Regions from separate parts of the Homo sapiens genome. Here region 1 is linked to region 2. A link is a contact called in ENCODE Hi-C data. All regions are on one chromosome and are shown on one strand. Each heading gives the region's core, a stretch centred on a gene start or an enhancer-like site at or near the end of the contact. The rest is flanking DNA. Distances are from core to core; before and after follow the strand shown. Region 1 holds the start of WNT6 (Wnt family member 6). Region 2 holds the start of IHH (Indian hedgehog signaling molecule).

Evidence for each region. Hi-C counts contacts between places; a loop is a spot of excess contacts on that map. Pooled maps may share reads with other maps.
Region 1: a pooled map shows a loop between it and region 2 (8-fold over the local background). The contact joins the promoter of WNT6 here to the promoter of IHH in region 2. A Hi-C loop is called at or near these places in 1 of 37 single-sample maps with no recorded cell type and 7 of 50 pooled maps.

What each region holds. Positions count from the first base shown.
Region 1 is chr2:218,856,824-218,862,034 of GRCh38, reverse strand. It overlaps WNT6 (Wnt family member 6), which reads right to left and starts at 2,230. Exons shown (of 4, transcript NM_006522.4): 1 at 1,918-2,230. The coding sequence starts at 1,997.
Region 2 is chr2:219,059,425-219,064,618 of GRCh38, reverse strand. IHH (Indian hedgehog signaling molecule) reads left to right here and starts at 3,698. Exons shown (of 3, transcript NM_002181.4): 1 at 3,698-4,466. The coding sequence starts at 4,152. LOC124906120 (a long non-coding RNA gene) reads right to left here and starts at 2,926. Exons shown (of 3, transcript XR_007088092.1): 1 at 1-2,926.

The DNA.
Region 1 (5,211 bases), core at 981-3,480, 200 kb after region 2:
AGCCCCACAGATACAGAGCCCAGAAAGGTGAATCAGCCAGTCCAATGACACTCTGCAAGCCCATCTCCAGCACCAACACACTCCTAGGCCTCAGGGCTCCTAAAGACAAGGTATCTGCCTTCCAGGAGCAGGGAAGAGAGACCTAAAGGACTGTTGTCAGCCAAATGCAGTAACCAGCATAGTTGCCCAATGTATGTGATACAGTGGGAGCGCAGAGAAGGCAATGGAAGGAGGACAAGGGGGCAGCTTCAGGGAGGAAATGGTATTTTAACCGTAAGGATAAGAATGATTTAGACAGAGGGGGAGGGAGGGGAAGGAAGACAATGGCCATCAGGGAGGGACCCCATCCCCACACCTTGAAAAAGGGCAAAGTTAGGCGTTTATGGGGAAAAGAGATTCCTTTACAACATTTTCCTTGGAACTCTGGATTTTAAATGTAAATGAATCCCCTTTTTCACTCCTGGGGACCCTGGCCAGGAGAAGCTGGGTTGTGAGGGGGGCGCTGTACATACTGAGTACCTCCTAAGGTCCTATTATTCTACACGTCCTCCCACCTAACCTTCCCAGCAAGCCTGCCAGGTAGGGAGACTGTTATCCTATTTCCAGTTAAGACTGAGAGGTAGGGAAAGGAAGTGACTAGCCCAAGATCACAAACATAATGTTTAGATCTTAGATCTATCTGCTTCAAAGCTGCCACTGCATTATACTAAGCCGGATCAAAGGGCATATGTTCCCTAGATAGGACCTGGGTCGTCCTCGGTTCGCCCTTTCCGTGACACTAGCGTCGGACGGCTCTCCGCATCACGGAGTAGGGATTGCTGCCCGCCACTCCCTGTGTGGGCATCCTACTCCCTATCTCTCCAGAGCACGGGGATCTGCCTCTCTTCCAAATCTGGGGGGCGAGGGAGGAGCGGAGGGTCGGCATCCAGCCAATCACATGGCAATATGCAAATAGACACGACCCTGCCTTCTTAGGATTGGCTAACCCGTCAGCGTTATTGTCCAAGTCTCTCCTCTCTAAACACTGAGCTATTCCGGGCGAGGGTTTGCGGCTCTGGAGACCTAGGGGGAAAAAAGTCCTTTGGATCTGGATCTCTGAGCCGTCCCGGTCGGGCACCCTCCTTCCCCGCCCCGGCCCCACCCCCACCCCCAAGGCTCGAAGCTCCCGCAACCTTCGCTGCCTAGGTGTCCCTTCTAGCTAGGGCCAAGCCTGGGAAGACGCCCCCTTCCCTTGGCTGGCCAGGCCCCTCTCCCTTCCCGCAGGACCCCTCCCGGTCCCGTATCTCCCGGGCTGCACATATTTTTTCATTCATGACCCCCAGGTCTGGAAGGGCCGGGCGCCTGGGTCCGGTTCCTTCCGCTCCTCCTTTTCCTTGCTTGGGGAGGACGAGGTAGAGAAAACCAGGGTCCTGACTCACTTTCCCCTTTATATTCCCTCTGTCGTCACTAAGGCCCACTCCTCAGGAGCCCAGAGAGAAGCCGGTGGGTTGGTAGGCAAAGCAGGGCGGGGAAGGGGCAGCTGTGTGGCCCTCTCTGCCTTGTGGCTTCCCACCTTGTTCCTGTCTTCTCCAAATCCAGCCCCATACCCTGAATCCAGGGCCCTCCTCACACATTCTTTTCCTCGGATATGTGTCTTCCCGAAAGATCTTTCCTACCCACTCGCCTGTTCCTTGGTGAGCTGGGTGAGCGCATAACTTGGCGGGGGGTGGGAGAGAACCCGGGAGGAGGAAACACAATAGAATGTTCCCGAGGGTTAGGAACGTCGAAGTGGAGTTCAGAAACGCCCCCGGCCGAGGCCAGAAAGCTGGGCTCGGAGAGCAGGTAGAGCCGGGAGGCTGCGGAACACCCCAGTCTGTCCTGGGTCCCGGGGTCCCCACCCTCCAGGGTCCAGAGCCGCGCCAGGACAGCCGGACTCACCACCACAGTCCGCCGACGTGCGCCGGGCACAGGAGCAGCAGCAGCAGCAGCCCGAGGCGGGAGGGTAAGGGCGGCAGCATCGTGACCGCCCTACGGCCGCCCGGGTGGGCAGGGGGCGAGGCTGCGGGGCGAACCGCGGCGCGCGAGGGCCCGGGCTTCAGTGCGAGCGCGGCGAGCGCAACGGCGGCGGCCGGGAGGCGAGGGATCCGGCGGCGGCGGGGGGGCCCATCCCGGGCGAGGAGGGCGCGGCGGAGGCGGAGAGCGGACGGGGCAGCCAGCGCCTGTGTCTCCTGCGGAGCTCGCTCGGGAGAAGAAATCAGAGCCGGGGGCGGAGGTGGGAGGGGAGCGGGGCCGAGGCGGGGGCGGGGGGCAGGGGGCCGGAGGGAGGTGGCAGTTGCGACAGTCAGGCAGCGGGACTCTCGGGAGCGAGCCGTGCGCCCCGGGGCGGCTGGCGCGGAGCGCAGCGGAGGGCGGGAGCGGGGTGCCGGGGCGGGGCCCCAGCGCGCTTCGGGCTGTGGGACCCGCCCGCTTCGCCCCCTCGCCTCGCCTCTCTCGGACTTGGAGCCCCCCGCCGCTCGCGGCCGCCTGGAGTCGGGGGCAAGGAAGGGCTGGGAAGAAGAGTAGAGAGGGGTGAGGGGGGAGAAAGAGGAGCTGAGGAATGGGGGACGGGCTGGAAGGGAGACGTTTGACAGGTTTGTTGACTGTAAAGAGAGAAAACTTCCCAGGAATGAGGGAGTTTGGGGCGGGGGGCGGTGCGGAGGGAGATGCTGGCGCGGAGGCAAGAGAGGAAGTTGGCCTGGGGCGCGGGGTGCTTCGGCGAGGGTTGTCAAACTGGACCGCCCGACAGGCGGATGCTGGAGGGGTCATCTCTTTCCGTGTCCCTGTTCGATGCCTCATGCCCCTTCGTCAGCCTCTCCTTGAAGAAGGGAGGAAGCCCTGGGCCTCCGCTCTCGCTCCCCCAGCCATCCCACCTCTCAAGCCCGCGTTCTAGGGCGGGGAGGTGGGGGAAATGAGAGGGCAAGAGTAGCCGCTCCAGGGCGTGCGCGCAAGCGCTGGCACTTGTAAGCGAGCGGGAGAATGGAGGTCGCAGACTTTCAAGAGATCGAGGGGTCAGAATTCGCTTTAGCCCGGCCTCGCGTGTCCAAGAGTCCCTGCCTCGAGTTCCTCCCCCAACCTGGCCCGGGTAGAAGGGGTGGGAGAGCCAGCTGCAGGTGAGATGGCGTTTATCAGATTTTCTAATGCCACAAAAATGTCTTTGATGCCCCTGGCCCCCTCCCCACGAGGGGGAGATCAAAGGCTCCGTGGGGAAGAGGGACAGCTCCATTCATCATGCCATTCGGCTGGCAGTGGGCAGCAGCCCCTGCCCCTCCCGTCCCCGACGTGCCCCGGGGTGCCAAGGGACAGGTGGTGTGGGACATTCTCCCTGCCATACCATCAAGAGCAACCATCAACCTTTAAAGCTGTCCTGGAGTGGGGAGGACAGATCGAGTCCCTATGGCAGAAACGTCAGGCGCCCAGAAGAAAGCTCCTGGTTGTTGGTAGAGAGGGGGACCTGAATGTGGGGACTGAGGTCGCTTCCAAGAGAGTGATGACTGAGGTCACTTCCAAACAACCTTGGTGAGCAGAGAGAGAAGACAAGATCCTGAGTCACCCAGAGAGGGGGGACAAGTAGATCAAGATGAGGCCAAGGGGCCAAGGGATGTGACCCCAGGGGAGGAGGCTGATGGGGGAAGGAATGAGCAGACAGAGGTGAGAGAACTGGAGAAGTGTGGACTTGCCGGCAAGCAAGCTCCATGTCAGGGCCCTGGTGTCCAGGCTGCATCAGCTCAATCCCTTGCACTGGATACAGAGAGTTCTGGTGAAAGGGCTAGGACACACTAAAGAAGGGGAAGGGGGCAGGGGGCAGTGGCAAGAGTCATAGAGAGAGGGTCTGGTCTAAGCACTGCCCTCTCCCATTTTAGCCTTTAACAGTATCCAAAGGCCACGCACAGCCCCTGCACCTAGTAACTTTGCACACAGTTGCTGTTTCTACGGGGCAATGCCAATCTGGACAGTTCCTAAAGGTCAATGCCAACTCTGGACACTACACATTCAAAGACATACCCAGTTTGGGTGCACACTCCAGCCATGTGGTACCAAATAGGCAGCTAGAGGGCTCTGGGGGTCCCTGGAGGCTACAGGTGGCCAGTGGCCAGCCTCCTGGGAGCCACTGTCTGGGTTCCGAACCCCCTGCCCAGCCCTGCTCCCACCCTGCTACTGTTATTGCAGATTATGAAATGCTCTCCCTATCCTGCATTCTTCTCCGAGGCAAGAATTTTAATGTATTTGTCTTTGTCATCAGGGGACCTGGGCTCTGAGACCGCCCTGCCTCTGCCTGAGGAGGGAGCGCCCCAAATCTAGTCCCTGCTGCCTCCAGACCCAGCCTCTCTCCATTACCACCCCTCCCCCATGCCCTAGCCCTGCCCCTCGCCTCCCCTTCCTAAGACACAGTCTCTCTGTGGGGTGGATAAAAATGATGTTATTGAAACAACAGAATTGGGAGCAGTGGCAGGGAGCAGGGATCAGCTCAGGAAACTGGGGCGTTTGCCAAGAAGCCTTCTCCCCCGCAGGCGGCCTTTCTGCCCCCACCCCCCACCTTTCCTGCAAACATACACAGCTGGCCCCACCCCTCCTGCAGCACTCACTCTAGCCAGATCTTGCAGAATCTTTTGCCATCTCTGGACTCCCCAAGCCCTTGTCCCTCCTGCACTCAGTCCCATTCCAGAATCAGTTGGCCCAGTAGTGCCTGCAGAGCATTATAGGGTTGGGGGGTCGGGGGGAGGTGGGCTGGAATCTGTGACAGGCAGGACTCCTGGAGTCCCAATTCCTAGGGCTTCTGCCCCAACAGCACCCTTTTGCTCACTCTCCTTTGCCCTCTCCGCATCCCCATCAAGGGGCTGGCTGGCATCTGGGCAGAGCCAGAGTGATGACTTCTGTTGTTTTGCCCCCAAACCTCCAAAGAGATGAATTCAGATGTTCCTGAGCCTTCAACCCACCACTATCACCTTAGAAGACTTACAAAGGAGCAGGAGCTGGAGAGGGGGTGGCAGGAGGTAACAGACCATGGTGCACAAAGATAGATCAAGATATGTGACATACATGCCCCCTCACACACACCAATCACTGGGCACAGGCCTCCAGATAACCCCACAGAAACCACAGGACATCTTCCCTCCCCCAGACGGTGCTGTGATTTTTTACCCACAGGTATGGACGGACACACAGATGGGCTGGCTCAGGCTGAAACACTTCACA
Region 2 (5,194 bases), core at 2,449-4,948:
ATTATAAGTAACATTTGTACTTTAAAGCTTATATGTTTTAACCCTTTCAACAACTCTATGAGGTATGTGATATTATTTTCATGTTATAGATGAGAAAATGGAAGTTCAGAGTCATGTCTAAGGTCACACAGGTAGAAGGTAGCAAAGATGGTGTTCAGGCATGGGTTTGCCACCTCCAGGTCTACTGTTTCTACTGAGCCAGGGTTGCTGTGCACTGGGTCACTGGAGGGTGTTGGACTAACTGCATTCCTGAAACTTGTCTGGTTGTGGCTTACCACCCTTGGATTTAGAGCTGGATTGATCTGGTCAAGTGGCAGGATTAGGAGAAAAAATACTAGTTGACTATAGAAGTATGGACCTATGCAGTATGTATGTGGATGTGAAGATATGCTATAGAATATCATGTATATACTATAAGTACAATGTATTTCTACTATATAGTGTTAAATTAAGATTGACTAAAAATACTAACATGGTAGTCTACTAAGTAGATATTTAAATTATGTTCTATTATGTATTTCCCTCCATTTCTAACCTATTTTTTTAACTTTCACTTTTCTAAACAAAAAATTAATCATATTATCCAAAGCAATAGATAATTTGTTCTCTTCAAAATAGAGCTGATTGAAGGATAGAAGAGATCTAAAGGTGAAAGAAGAAAGTGATTTTACCAGCAGGCCCAGGAGGGTCGAGCCCAGTGAGGCTCGATCACTGCATCTCTCTCCTGATAATGAGGTCACATGTCCCAGGCTGTATGCCACTGGAGCTTCCATAGTGGCATACTCTGCCCCCGTCCAATTTTAATACTGCTGACAGAGGCTGGCAATGATCAGAAAAAGAACCAGGCCTTGTTTGATAGGTCTAAGGAGCTACTAGCCCAGTTTAAAAGCCACCCAACACCTACTGAACAGCTAAGAACATAGGCAGCCAAGAAATGACCCGGATACTGAGGCCCCAGGTTGGATTTAAAGTGCTCCAGGTCACTGCTGTAGAAATTATGGTGCTCCCAGTCTCCATCCTTCCTCCACTGAAGGAGGTTGGACTGATGTTGACCCAAATTTGAGATTCAGATCTTGGAGCACCATTATGTCCTGAGAAAAGAGTATAGCTTTGGAGTGCAAAAGCTCTGGGTTCAAATTTTAGCTCTGGGACCCCAGGCAAGTTACTTGGCATCTAGATCTTGGAGTTATAAATTTGTAAAATGAGAATAATGTCATGCACAGAGGATTATTGTGGAGATTTTACTAATTGTGTAAAGCACCTGGCAGAGAGAAAAGACTTGATACACGCTGGTCTCCCTCTGCTTCTCCAGCACACACCCTAATCACTGTTCCTAAATTAGCCTGGCAGAGGAGGGTCTGGTCTTGGTGAAGCCCAGTCTCAACCAACGAGGTGGCTCTGCTGCAGAGGCACACCTGATGGCAAGCTATGGGAGTACTTATAGCATAAAAACTTATTTGACATGGATCAGATCTTTACCAGATTTGTATTTAATAGGTTAGAATTACAGTCTGAGAGAGGAGAAATGAGAGGAAGAATGGAAAAGCTAATAAATGGTTATAAATTAGAACCTCTGAGAGAACTTAAAGAAATTGTCTTTTACTTGGAGAAAAGAAGATTGAAAGCAATTTAACAACTCTTCAAGACAATGCATGAAGGATAATCAGCAGGATAATGGCCCTAATCCCTAAGGCCAGAAAAAGAGGAACGAGTTGAATTTGCATTAGAGAGGGAGGGAGATAGATTAAATTTAAGGCGAAATTTCTCTAGAAGAATATTATTAAACAGTGGGATAGGTGACCGCAGAAGCCTATGGAATTTTCTTTCATGGAACTCCATAAAAACAGAGAGCCCCTGTTTGGTTTGTGAGAGGTACTGACCCTGTTCCAGAAATCTGAGGTAGAGGGGCAGGAGGGAAAGGGGATGGAGAATATCGCAGAGATAGTTCTTGAGCCCTGGAAAATACAAGTTAAAGCACTTGGAAGGCTTTCAGGGAAAAGAAGCAACATTCATCTTTGACTAGGAAACAGAATCTGAATGCTAATGCAAGAGAGAACATGCGGGGTGGGGAGAAGGTGCGGGCAAAGGGGAGGAAAGGAGGCGATCCATTTTGTTTCCACATTGCAGGCACCACTCCACTCCTAGTGGAGCAATCCTAAATTTCTTTCTGTGGGCCTCAGTTTCCTTTTCTGTAATATCAAGCGCTTAGATTAAGCACTCTCTTGAGTCTCATCCAATCCTGAATTTGTGTTTATAAAACCGATCCAGAGAGTGTGAGTAAATCTGTGAACAGCTACTTCAGCCCCGAACCCAGTGGTGTTGAGTGGACTGGTCCTGCACAGAGGGACAATGCACCTGCATGGGCAAAAACTGGGGCTGGGCCAGAGTCATGGGCTTCAATCCCTGCTTTTCAGCCACTAGCAAGTTGTTCATCTTCTCTGAACTTCAATATCTTCATTCGTAAAATGTGGACAGTAATAGCTCCTTTGGCCGTTTCGAGTTTAAATTAGATAATGCAAGTAGAAGACATAGTACAATAATATCTAATAACTACCATGTTCAGGAATATAAGTACCAATAAAATGGTACCTATTGTATTAATAGCATTTGAGTGAGAATTTTTAAGTCTTTTTATTTCTCATCTTTTCATTTCTACCTTTATTGGATTTGTAGAATCTATTACAGTCAAATCATATAGTTTGGTGTTGTGGTGGTGATGTTTTTTGTTTGCTTTTTAACACACTTGCCTTTACTTGTTTTGGCAGAAGGGATCCTAATTCATTCAGCTTTCTCGAATGTCATATAAAAACACATAACACATGTTCACGTTCCTAGTTGTTTCTACATATTCTCTGCTCTTTTAGATGTGTAATATAGAACCAAGTAATTATTTAGCAGTTCCGGTGGCTTTGCATCATTTTGGCATTCATACCAAGCCCCCGTTACTGAGATCTTTGCTGCCCCTCTTTAACATGGTCAGTCGGGGTTCCTCGGTATTCTGTTGACGTCACCATTTTAGCTACCCTTCTCTGCATATTGACCTATCCCTTTGCAACTTCATATTGTCACTTTCAACAGTGTTTCCAACTTAAAACCCCCTATTTGACTCTTCAAAAGGCTAGACTCCCCATCCCCAGTTTGACACCGACAGGCAGGCTGTGGGATGTGCACCAGGTTGATACAGAACCCAGCTCCACCAAGCTGAAAGGGCGCGTCGCCCGGGCCAGGGTGGGGCACCAGGTTATGAGTGGCCTCCTGCCTTTTGGGTTTGCTTCCCCGCAGGGGACACCGTAGGCGGCTGTGCGGTCCGGCCACTGCCCCCCGCCCCTCGCGTCCGGCCGCGCCGTGGGTTGCGGTCTCCGTGGGGGTGGCAGCTCCTGTCCGGGAGGTTTGCGCCTGGCGGGGCACCCCAGAGCCGCGAAGAGCCGGTAGGCGAGGCCAGGGCGGGGTGGGGCGCGTCCAGGCGGGGAGGGCAAACTCGGGCAGCGCAGGGGGCGCAGAGGGCAGCGGGCGGGCGGACGCGCGGCGGAGGCGCGAGCGGGACGAGGGCTGGCTAGTGCCGGGGCCGCCCGCCCGAGGGGGAGGAGGCTGTGCTGCCCTTGCTGCAGGTTCGCTGTCGAGCGCACAGGAGGCAGGGACATGGGTAGGGTGCGGTCTGCGCGGGGCCCGAGCCCGGATCTCTTCCATTTCCCCTCTCACTCGGCCCCGGGCTGCGCCGCAGACGGCAGCAGCTCCCGCTCCGCCCGAGCCGCCTGACCGCCGGGCCGGGGTGCTAACCGCGGGGCCCTGCAGCCCGCCGGCCCGGCCAGCCCAGCCCAGCCCGGCGGCCCGCAGCCCCGCCGCCCGCCGCCCCCCGCCGCCGCCGCGTTGCCAAAACAAACGGGCCGGCCTATTTATTGGCGGCCGGCGAGCCCGGCAGCTCAGAGTCGAGGCGCCGAGGGGGACAGCGCGCCGCCACCAGCTCGGGCCCTGGGCCCCCGCCCCGCACTTGAGTCCCGCCGGCCCTGGCCGCACCACGCCGCCCATGGCGCCCCCGCCTGGAGCCCCCCGGAGCCACCCGGACGCCTGAGCCCCCGCAGCGCTCCCGTCGACGCGCCTGCCCATCAGCCCACCAGGAGACCTCGCCCGCCGCTCCCCCGGGCTCCCCGGCCATGTCTCCCGCCCGGCTCCGGCCCCGACTGCACTTCTGCCTGGTCCTGTTGCTGCTGCTGGTGGTGCCGGCGGCATGGGGCTGCGGGCCGGGTCGGGTGGTGGGCAGCCGCCGGCGACCGCCACGCAAACTCGTGCCGCTCGCCTACAAGCAGTTCAGCCCCAATGTGCCCGAGAAGACCCTGGGCGCCAGCGGACGCTATGAAGGCAAGATCGCTCGCAGCTCCGAGCGCTTCAAGGAGCTCACCCCCAATTACAATCCAGACATCATCTTCAAGGACGAGGAGAACACAGGCGCCGACCGCCTCATGACCCAGGTGAGCGCGATCCGCCCTACCAGCGCGCCGCCACCGAAGCACGGCCACCTGCCCGGCCCTACCCACCCCCTGGCACATTTTCTCGACTGGCTGGCACGCTCCCTGGCACCTGCCCCTCTCGCCAAGCCCCGCTGCCTCCTGCCCAAGATGGGCTGGCCAGGGGTCCAGGCAGGAGTGTCGGCATCCCCAAGCCCGGAGGAGACTGCTAGAAGAGCTCCCCGCTGCCAAGCCCCACAGCCCAGCAGGTTGGCGGCGGCTCCTCTGCCCCAAAGTACTGGCAGCTCAGCCAGACGCTGCACCCGGAGGTACCTCTACCCGGCTGCCTCCTGCGCCTCCAGGACCCACGCAGTCCCTCCCGGCCTAACCTTCTGCACAGCTGTGCCCCTTTCATTTTGAAACTTTTCGGCACCCCTGAGGCAAAGAATCTCTGGGTGCGTAGGGTCACCACGGCCTTTCCTCCCTGTGCGCTCTTGGTTCTACGGGCTGCCCCTTCCAGGAGCAGCGTCCCGGCTGGGTCTGGGGTTAAGAACAGCGAGGAAGAGTTGAATCGGGAGGCGGAGGTGGGAAAAGGAACCTGCCCAGCGAGCCCACGTGTCTGTCCGGAGAGCTGAGGGGTGCTACTGCGGTGGAAGGGTGGGTTATTGGGGCCTTCGGGCTCTGGGACTGAGCTTAGGGGATTCCTGGGCTTGGTGGTGGGGACGGGAAGGAGTGGAAAAGAGGGGCTGAGA